Regions from separate parts of the Homo sapiens genome. Here region 1 is linked to region 2. The links are chromatin contacts, found by Hi-C or POLR2A ChIA-PET in ENCODE. All regions are on one chromosome and are shown on one strand. Each heading gives the region's core, a stretch centred on a gene start or an enhancer-like site at or near the end of the contact. The rest is flanking DNA. Distances are from core to core; before and after follow the strand shown. Region 1 overlaps ROR1 (receptor tyrosine kinase like orphan receptor 1). Region 2 overlaps ROR1 (receptor tyrosine kinase like orphan receptor 1).

What was found. A loop is a pair of places that touch in the nucleus more often than their neighbours do. ChIA-PET counts read pairs that join two places held with the same protein, here RNA polymerase II (POLR2A). Pooled maps may share reads with other maps.
Region 1: a map of ascending aorta shows a loop between it and region 2 (2.3-fold over the local background). The contact joins two enhancer-like sites. A Hi-C loop is called at or near these places in 1 of 168 maps with a recorded cell type or tissue (ascending aorta) and 3 of 50 pooled maps. POLR2A ChIA-PET finds 5 or more read pairs at or near these places in 1 of 52 experiments (Panc1).

What each region holds. Positions count from the first base shown.
Region 1 is chr1:63,828,563-63,832,762 of GRCh38, reverse strand. The region is part of intron 1 of ROR1 (receptor tyrosine kinase like orphan receptor 1); the gene reads right to left. Among named protein-coding and RNA genes, the nearest start is that of ROR1, 57 kb to the right of the region's middle. Within about 2 kb of position 2,950, at least 6 of the 41 ENCODE cell types and tissues checked have a DNase peak (open chromatin) inside an H3K27ac peak, as active enhancers do.
Region 2 is chr1:64,131,613-64,135,590 of GRCh38, reverse strand. The region is part of intron 4 of ROR1 (receptor tyrosine kinase like orphan receptor 1); the gene reads right to left. Among named protein-coding and RNA genes, the nearest start is that of ROR1-AS1, 21 kb to the right of the region's middle. Within about 2 kb of position 2,415, at least 2 of the 41 ENCODE cell types and tissues checked have a DNase peak (open chromatin) inside an H3K27ac peak, as active enhancers do.

The sequences.
Region 1 (4,200 bases), core at 1,701-4,200, 300 kb after region 2:
ATGTAAGTAAACATAAAATTTGCATTATTCTCAAATTTTTCTGAATACATCAATCAGCTTTGAAAAAATGTGTGTGTTTTCAAAACAACTGTTATAGCAGCACTGACTGTGCTTTATCTCATTGAATCCTAGCAACACTGAAAAATCAGTAGTACTAATTCCATGTTCCAGAAAAGGAAACAGAGGTTCAGGGAAGTTAAGTGATTCCCAAAGCCACATCACTGGTTGATACGGTTTGGCTCTGTGTCCCCACCCAAATCTCATCTCGAATTGTAATCCCCACATGTCAAGGGAGGAGACTGCTTCTCCTTCACCTTCCACCATAATTGTAAGTTTCCTGAGGCCTCCCCACCCATGCAGAACTGTGAGTCAATTAAACCTCTTTTGCTTATACATTACCCAGTCTCAGGCAGTTCTTTATAACAGTGTGAAAACAGACTAACACAGAAAATTGGTCCTGATAGAAGTGGGGCATTGCTATAGAGATATCTGAAAATGTGGAAGTGATTTAGGAACTGGGTAACGGGCAGAGAATAAAAAAATTTGAAGGGCTCAGAAGAAGACAGGAAGATGTGGGAAAGTTTGGAACTTCCTAGAGACTTGTTTAATGATTTTTACCAAAATGCTCATTGTGATATGGACAATGAGGTCCAGTCTGAGGTGGTCTCAGGTGGAAATGAGGAACTTATTATGAACTGGAGCAAAGGTCACTCTTCCTATGCTTTAGCAAAGAGACCGGTGGCATTTTGCCCCTGCTCTAGAGATCTGTGTAACCTTAAACTTGAGAGAGATGGTTTGGATATCTGGCAGAAGAAATTTCCAAGCAGCAAAGCATTCAAGATGTGACCTGGCTTTTTCTGAAAGCATACAGTCATAGACATTCACAGACAGATGGTCTGAAATTGGGATTTATGTTTAAAAGGGAAGCAGAGTAGAAAAGTTTAGAACACCTGTAGCCTGACCATGTTGTAGAAAAGAAAAATCTATTTTCTGGGGAGAAATTCAAGCTACCAGCTGCAGAAATTTGCATAAATAAAGAGAAGCTGAATGTTGATAGCCAAGACAATGGGGAAAATGTCTCCAGGGCAATTCAGAGATCTTCATGGCAGCCCCTCCCATCACAGGCCCAGAGGCCTAGAAGGGAAAACTGGTTTTGTGGGCCAGGGGTCCCTCCTGCACTCCCTGTTCTGTGCAGCCTCAGGACATGGCACCTTGAGTCTCAGCCACTCCAGTTCCAGCCATGGCTAAAAGGGGCCAAAGTACAGCTCAGGCATTGCTTCAGAGGGTGGGAGCCCCAAGCCTTGGCAGCTTCCACCTGGTGTTGGGCCTGCGAGTGCACATAAGACAAAAGTTGAGCTTCAGAAGCCTTTGCCTAGATTTCAGAGGATCTATGGAAATGTCTGGATGTCCAGGAAGACGTCTGCTGCAGGAGTGGAGTCCTCATGGAGAACCTCTACTAGGGCAGGCAGAGGGGGAAAATGGAGTTGGAGCCCCCACACAGAGTCCCCACTGGGAAACTGCCTAGTAGAGCTGAGAGAAGAGGGCCACCAGCCTCTAGATCCCAGAATGGTAGATCCACTGGTAGCTTGCACTGTGCACCTGGAAAAGGTGCAGGCACTCAATGCCAGCCCATGAAAGCAGCTGTGTGTCAGGGGTGCTGTATCCTGCAGAGCCATAGGGGCAGAGCTTCCCAAGGCCTTGGGAGCCCACCTCTTGCATCAGCATGCCCTGGATGTGAGACATAGAGTCAAAGGAGATTATTTTGGAGCTTTAAGATTTAATGGCTGCCCTGCTGCGTTTTGGACTTGGTGCAGGGCCTGCAGCCCCTTTGTTTTGACCAATTTCTCCTATTCGGAATGGGAACATTTACCAAATTCCTGTATCCCCATTGTATCTTGGAAGTAATTAACTTGCTTGTGATTTTACAGGCTCATAGGTGGAAAGAACTTGCCTTGTCTCAGATGAGACTTTGGACTTGGACTTTTGGGTTAATGCTGGAATGAGTTAAGACTTTGGGGGACTGTTGGGAAGGCACGATTAGCTTTTAAATGTGAAAAAGACATGAGCTTTGAAAGGGGCCAGGAGTAAAATGATATGGTTTGGTTCTGTGTCCCCACCCAAATCTCATCCCAAATTGTAATCCCCACATGTCAAGGGAGGGACCTGGTGGGAGGTGATTGGATCATGGGGGTGCTTTCCCCCATGCTGTTCTCACGATAGTGGTTGTTTTAAACCAACAAGATCTGATGGTTTAAAAGTGGCACTTCTCTCTTAGCACTCTCTCTCTCCTCCTCTGCCATGTAAGACATGCCTCGCTTCCCCTTCACCTTCTGCCATGATTTTAAGTTTCCTGAGACCCCCCAGCCATGCAGAAGTCTGAGTCAATTAAACCTCTTTTGTGTTTATAAATTACCCAGTCTCGGGTAGTTCTTTATAGCAGTGTAAGGTGCAAAGCAAGAATATGGCCAAGGTCTACCCAGCCTCTTCTCCACCACCTTATGCCCTATTGTTACCACTTTCTTTTACTTTGGCAACCAGTGCTGGGTAGGAGGTACTGTGACACTCTCTGGGACTTAAAAGCAGATTCAAAACTGCTCTGACTCCTCCACTCCTGCTTTAATTGTCTGCCCCACAGTGGCGTAAAAGTTAATGCAAACATATATGTCTCTAGCGTTACCCATGTCCCTTCCCTCAAGTATGAGCTACGGCCTCAAAGATAATTAAGTTTTTATGAAGGTTTTTTTTTTTGGCCTCATTGCTATGATATTCACCAGTCAGATTCAAACAGAATTTAAGCTAATTTCATGGAGCTTAAGGATTTACTTTCTGGAAGGCCCTTTCACTGTTTTCACAACCTCCCTTCCTGGGAGCTTGTGTTCAAGTTCCTTGGCGAGGAAATAAGCTGTCTTACTCCATAAAATGACTGTTGAAAATGAAAGTCAGACCAAGTCACTCCTTTCTTGGAAGACTTCCATGGCTCCACACTGTCCTTAGGATCAAGTCCAAGCTCCCCAGCATGGCCTGCAAAGCGCTCCTTGATCTGTCCCCAGACTATATCACGAGCCACATCCCTATCCACTTATCTGTCCCCACACTGGATATTCCAGAAAGATTGAATTACTTTCAGTTCCACCAGTACTCTATGGTTCTGCACTTCCAGACTCTGTACATTATTCCTCCTACCTGCAATACTCTCCATGCCATCAATTACATCACACTCCCTTCGCCTGTTGAATGCCCATTCCATCCCCAGATCTCAGCTTCTATGTTCCTTCCTCCTGGAAGCCTTCCAGGGTCCTGTCCCCACATCTGAATTAGGAATCCCTCGTGACGGTGCTCCCATAGCACGCTGCACATTCCCTATCACACTATCCCTATCACCCGCATTCCCACTTTGGTGAAATTACTTATTTGTCCAATTATTAAGCTCTGTGAAGGCAGGAACTGCATCTGGTTGATTAAATGAATAAATAAGTGAATACATTTGCATAACACATAGCATAAAAGAGCTTTCATGTGCAACATCTCATCTGACCCACATATGCCATATGAAACAAATGGGGAATCAAACAAAGGATCCAAGGGAGCAAATGCATTAGCTATTACCACACAGCCAGTACGTGGCGGAACATCCAAGTAAATTATAGCAACTATGTTCTAGGCACTAGGTATACAGCAATAACCAAATCAGACAGAAACACCTGTCCTGGTGGAGCTCACATTCCCAAATAAATAAGTCAATATATCAGTACATCAATATATCAGTTTATCAGATGGCGATGATATGATGGAAAAATAAAGAAAGAAAGGAAGGAGATAGTTAGGGCCTCACTGAGATGGTATAATCTGAACAAAGACCCAGAAGAGGAGAGGGAGTGATCCCTGCTGGTCTGTGGTCTCCAAAGTGCTGAAGCAGGAGTAGCCTGGCAAGTTCAAGGAGGAGCAGCAAGGACAGGACAGCTGGAGAGGAACAGCTGCATCTTGGAGAGGAGAATAGTAGCTAATATTTCCTGAACACCTACTATGTGCCAGGGGAATAGAGTAAAAAACCAGAAAGACAAATTCTGTTTTTACAGACCTTACAATCTAGTTGCTTAGGTTTAAATATGCTGGAATCAAATAACATGCTCTGAAATAAACCATGCATGTAAAGGTCAGTTCACTCCTTAGCCTATCAGGAGGATGTTGATCAACTGAAAA
Region 2 (3,978 bases), core at 1,166-3,665:
AAAGAAGGTTCTTGATGACCCACACTTGGATCTTGGAAACCTAAGTACAGAGACCAGAATACACCCCCATGCCACCCCCCTGCTATTACAGATGATGCTTTTCTATCCCTAGGCATTAGCAGAGCCCTGGATTTTTAAGGTGTCATTATGAGAACACTTCTTTCTCCCCCACATTAAACTCTCAAGGCTTCAATTTATATCTCTTGGGAGGACAAAACCCTGGAATTACCCCCAGATATAAATCCCCAACCTACTGGGAGTTCCCATATTTTATGTGTGAGGCTTAGGCTAAACTTCTTACCACCTTTCCAGTTCAAGACTCTTAAAAAGACTCTTTGAATACTTTTTTTCAGAATAAAATGGAATGCAATTCCTTGGCTGCACATTTCTTATCAAAGGCTTAGAACTGCAGGTGTATTAAATTTTTGACTATTCCCAGAATTCCTACTATCCTGTTCAGTCTCCTGGGAGACAGATTTTTTAAAAAAGAACACAAAAAAACCCCAAAACCAGTATGTACTGTTATCTGCTGGGGAGTGGTTCTGTCTTGGCTCCTTATGAGAATCGCCTTGGCAGCACACTGGGAGGCCGAGACGGGTGGATCATCTGAGGTCAGGAGTTCAAGACCAGCCTAGTCAACATGGTGAAACCCCATCTCTACTAAAAATACAAAAATTAGTTGGGTGTGGTGGCAGGTGCCTGTAATCCCAGCTAGTCAGGGGGCTGAGGTAGGAGAATCACTTGAACCCAGGAGGTGGAGGTTGCAGTGAGCCAAGATCATGCCACTTCACTCCAGCCTGGGTGACAGAGTGAGACTCCATCTCAAAAAAAAAAAAAAAAAAGAATGAAAGAATCTCCTTGAGAAGCTTTAGGAAATACGAATGCCCAGGCCCCACCTTAGACCTATTAAATCATAGTCTCTGGGGATGAGGCTTAGGTATCTATGCTTAAAGAAACCTATCAGGTGATTTGAATGTGGTTGAGAACCACAACACTGAAAAAAACCAAACATGTATTAAGTGTCTGCTGCTCTGGGCTGGGTACTGTGTTAGGTGCTTTCTTCAAAGCAGCCCCTGATGAGCTATTATCCTTATTTTACGAGAGAGAAACTCAAATTCAGAGAAGTTAAGTAACTTGCTCAAATTCACAAAGTCAGTCTGTGGTGGAGCTAGGATTTAAACTGAAACTCAAGATGAGGCCACTATCCCATGTTGTTAGATCTGTAACTATGTTCTGCGTTTCAATACTACTCTTAGTTAAATCAGCCTACTCGAGAAAGAGACCTTATAACGAGTCTTGATTCTGTATCAGATACTGCTAAGTTTTATATACTTACAAAACAGATACTAAGTCATTTTATCCCAACAACAATCTTATAAAAAAAGGTAAAGATGTAATTATTCCTGTTCTACAGATGAGAAAAGTGAGACTCAGAAAGCATAGAGAACTTATCCAAAGTTACGCAGCAAGTAGAAGAGCTAGATTTGCTCTAAATAGTGTTTCTAACCACACTCTATAACTTCTTTCCAAGTGGCTTGGCAATGGAGTTTTTGCACTGCTTAGAGGGGCTTTCTGCTGTGGAGAAGCTTTGGTGCATTCTGGGTGGTAAAAGGTTTTCTTTTAAACATAAAGTCAAAAACACATTTCTTTCTTTTCCATTTTTCCCCACTGGCTTTGGCTGGAGGGGAACAAATGCTCCTCCAGCATTAATCAGCTTTATGCTTTTTTCCAGCTCACACTTCTTTCATCATTGATGTCTTCCTGCCTTACTCCATGCTCAGCAAATTAAAAACATGAAGCAAGTGGCAAGGTAGCAAAAGTGCAAGGGCACTTGCAGTGAGCGTGCCCAAGGCTGCATTCAATGGAGAAGAAAAGTGCATTGTGAAAGGGCAAATGGAATTTGGCCATTCATCACAGTGGCTGGCACCAGCGTGCGCCGCTGCCTCACCATGATGTCAAGGTGCAGGGGTGCTTTGTGATGGGAGCTCATGTTTCTCATAAAGGTAATTGAGTTACCATGTTGCCAGCCTCTACAACCTGCCATATTCTCTGCCATGGGATTGGGAAACGCAAATGTGGTCTGTAATCCACCTCCAGGGTCTCCTCCTTCTCCAGGGCAAGGAGCTTATGAAGGATATTTGAAGAGTGCTAAGAGGGATCGTGGAACAGTGCGGCAGCAAAAGGAGTGCCCATCTAGGAACCACTGCAGAGCAAGGAAAGGAAATGCTGTTCTGCAGAGACTTCATAATCTAGTTCTTGCCAGTTTTTCCAGCTTCCTTCCCTGCCAGACAAGCCTACAAGCCTGATGGTATTAGTCATGTGGATGATCTTGCTAGTCTCAAACCACAGGATGCACTTCGATGCGGACATGGCTTGACCCATGCTCATCCTTAGGGCTGGCATGCCCTCCACCCCCTCGTTCTCCTTGTGAATGTTCTCATCTTTCAGACCCAAATGCCCCTACCTTCCCTGGAAAGTTAGTCACTCACTAACCCCACCCATTCCCAGTACTTTCATCAAACCATTCCACAGATTTCCAGTTTCATATACTATTTTATCTGTTTAGCGCCCACCTTACCACTGACAGGCCAATAGAACTAGAAGAGATGAGGAGACTATCCCAGGGTAGCCCACCAAAGTGGACCCTTCTCCATACCAGGAGTATCCTCTAATTGGAAGCGATTTTCTTCCTCATCAGAATATACAGGGCATGGGCAGACATAGCTGAACCGATCGGTACTGACAAATTTGGTCCTAAAATATTCTTTTTGGGGATAATTTCAGTTAAAATGCCTATCTCTCTCTCTTTTTTTTTTTTTTTTTTTTTTTTGAGATGGAGTCTCGCTCCCATTGCGCAGGCTGGAGTGCAGTGGCGCGATCTCAGCTCACTGAAACCTCCACCTCCTGGGTTCAAGCGATTCTCCTTCCTCAGCCTCCTGAGTAGCTGGGATTAGAGGCGTGTGCTACCATGCCTGGCTAATTTTTGTATTTTTAGTAGAGACAGGGTTTCACCATGTTGGCCAGGCTGGTCTTGAACTCCTGACCTCAGATGATCCACCTGCCTTGGCTTCCCAAAGTGCTAGGATTACAGGTGTGAGCCACCACGCCGGGTCTCCTACCTCTTCTTAATGAGAAGAGAATGGATGCAGAGGGACTTTCCTGACTGTAAAATCTCACTTAAACCAAAGAATTGAAAACAGGTACTCAAACACACACTTGTACACAAATGTGCAGAGCAGCACTATTCACAATAGTCCAAAGGTGGGAACAACTCAGGTGTTCATCAACAGATGAATGGATAGACAAAAGGTGGTAGATACATACAATAGACTATATTATTCAGCCATGAAAAATGAATGAGGTACTGAAACAGGTTACGATGTGGGAGAGCCTCAAAAACATGCTAAGTGAAATAAGCTGAACAAAAAGGGCACATATTGTATGATCCCATTTATATGAAATATTTAAAATAGGTAAGTCTTTAGAGAAAAGCAGATCGGTGGTTGCTAGGGGCTGGGGACAGGGAGGAATAAGAAGTAACTGCTTAGCGGGCAAGGAATTTTATTTTGGGATGATGAAAATGTTTTGGAAGTAGACAGATGTGGCGGTTATACAACATTATGAATATACTAACTACTATTGACTTATTCATTTTAATATGGTTAATTCTGGCTGGGTGCAGTGGCTCATGCCTATAATCCCCGCACTTTAGGAGATCAAGGTTGGGAGGATTGCTTGAGGCCTGGAGTTCAAGACCAGCCCGGACAACATAGTGAGACTCTGTGTCTACAAAATTAAAAATGAAAAAATTAGCAGGGCATGGTGGCACACACATGTAGTCCTATCTATTCAGGGGGCTGAGGCAGGAGGATTGCTTGAGTCCAGGAGTTTGAGGCTGTAGTTAGCCATGATCACATCACTGCACTCCAGCCTGGGTGACAGAGCAAGACCATCTCTTTAAAACATAACGATAACAAA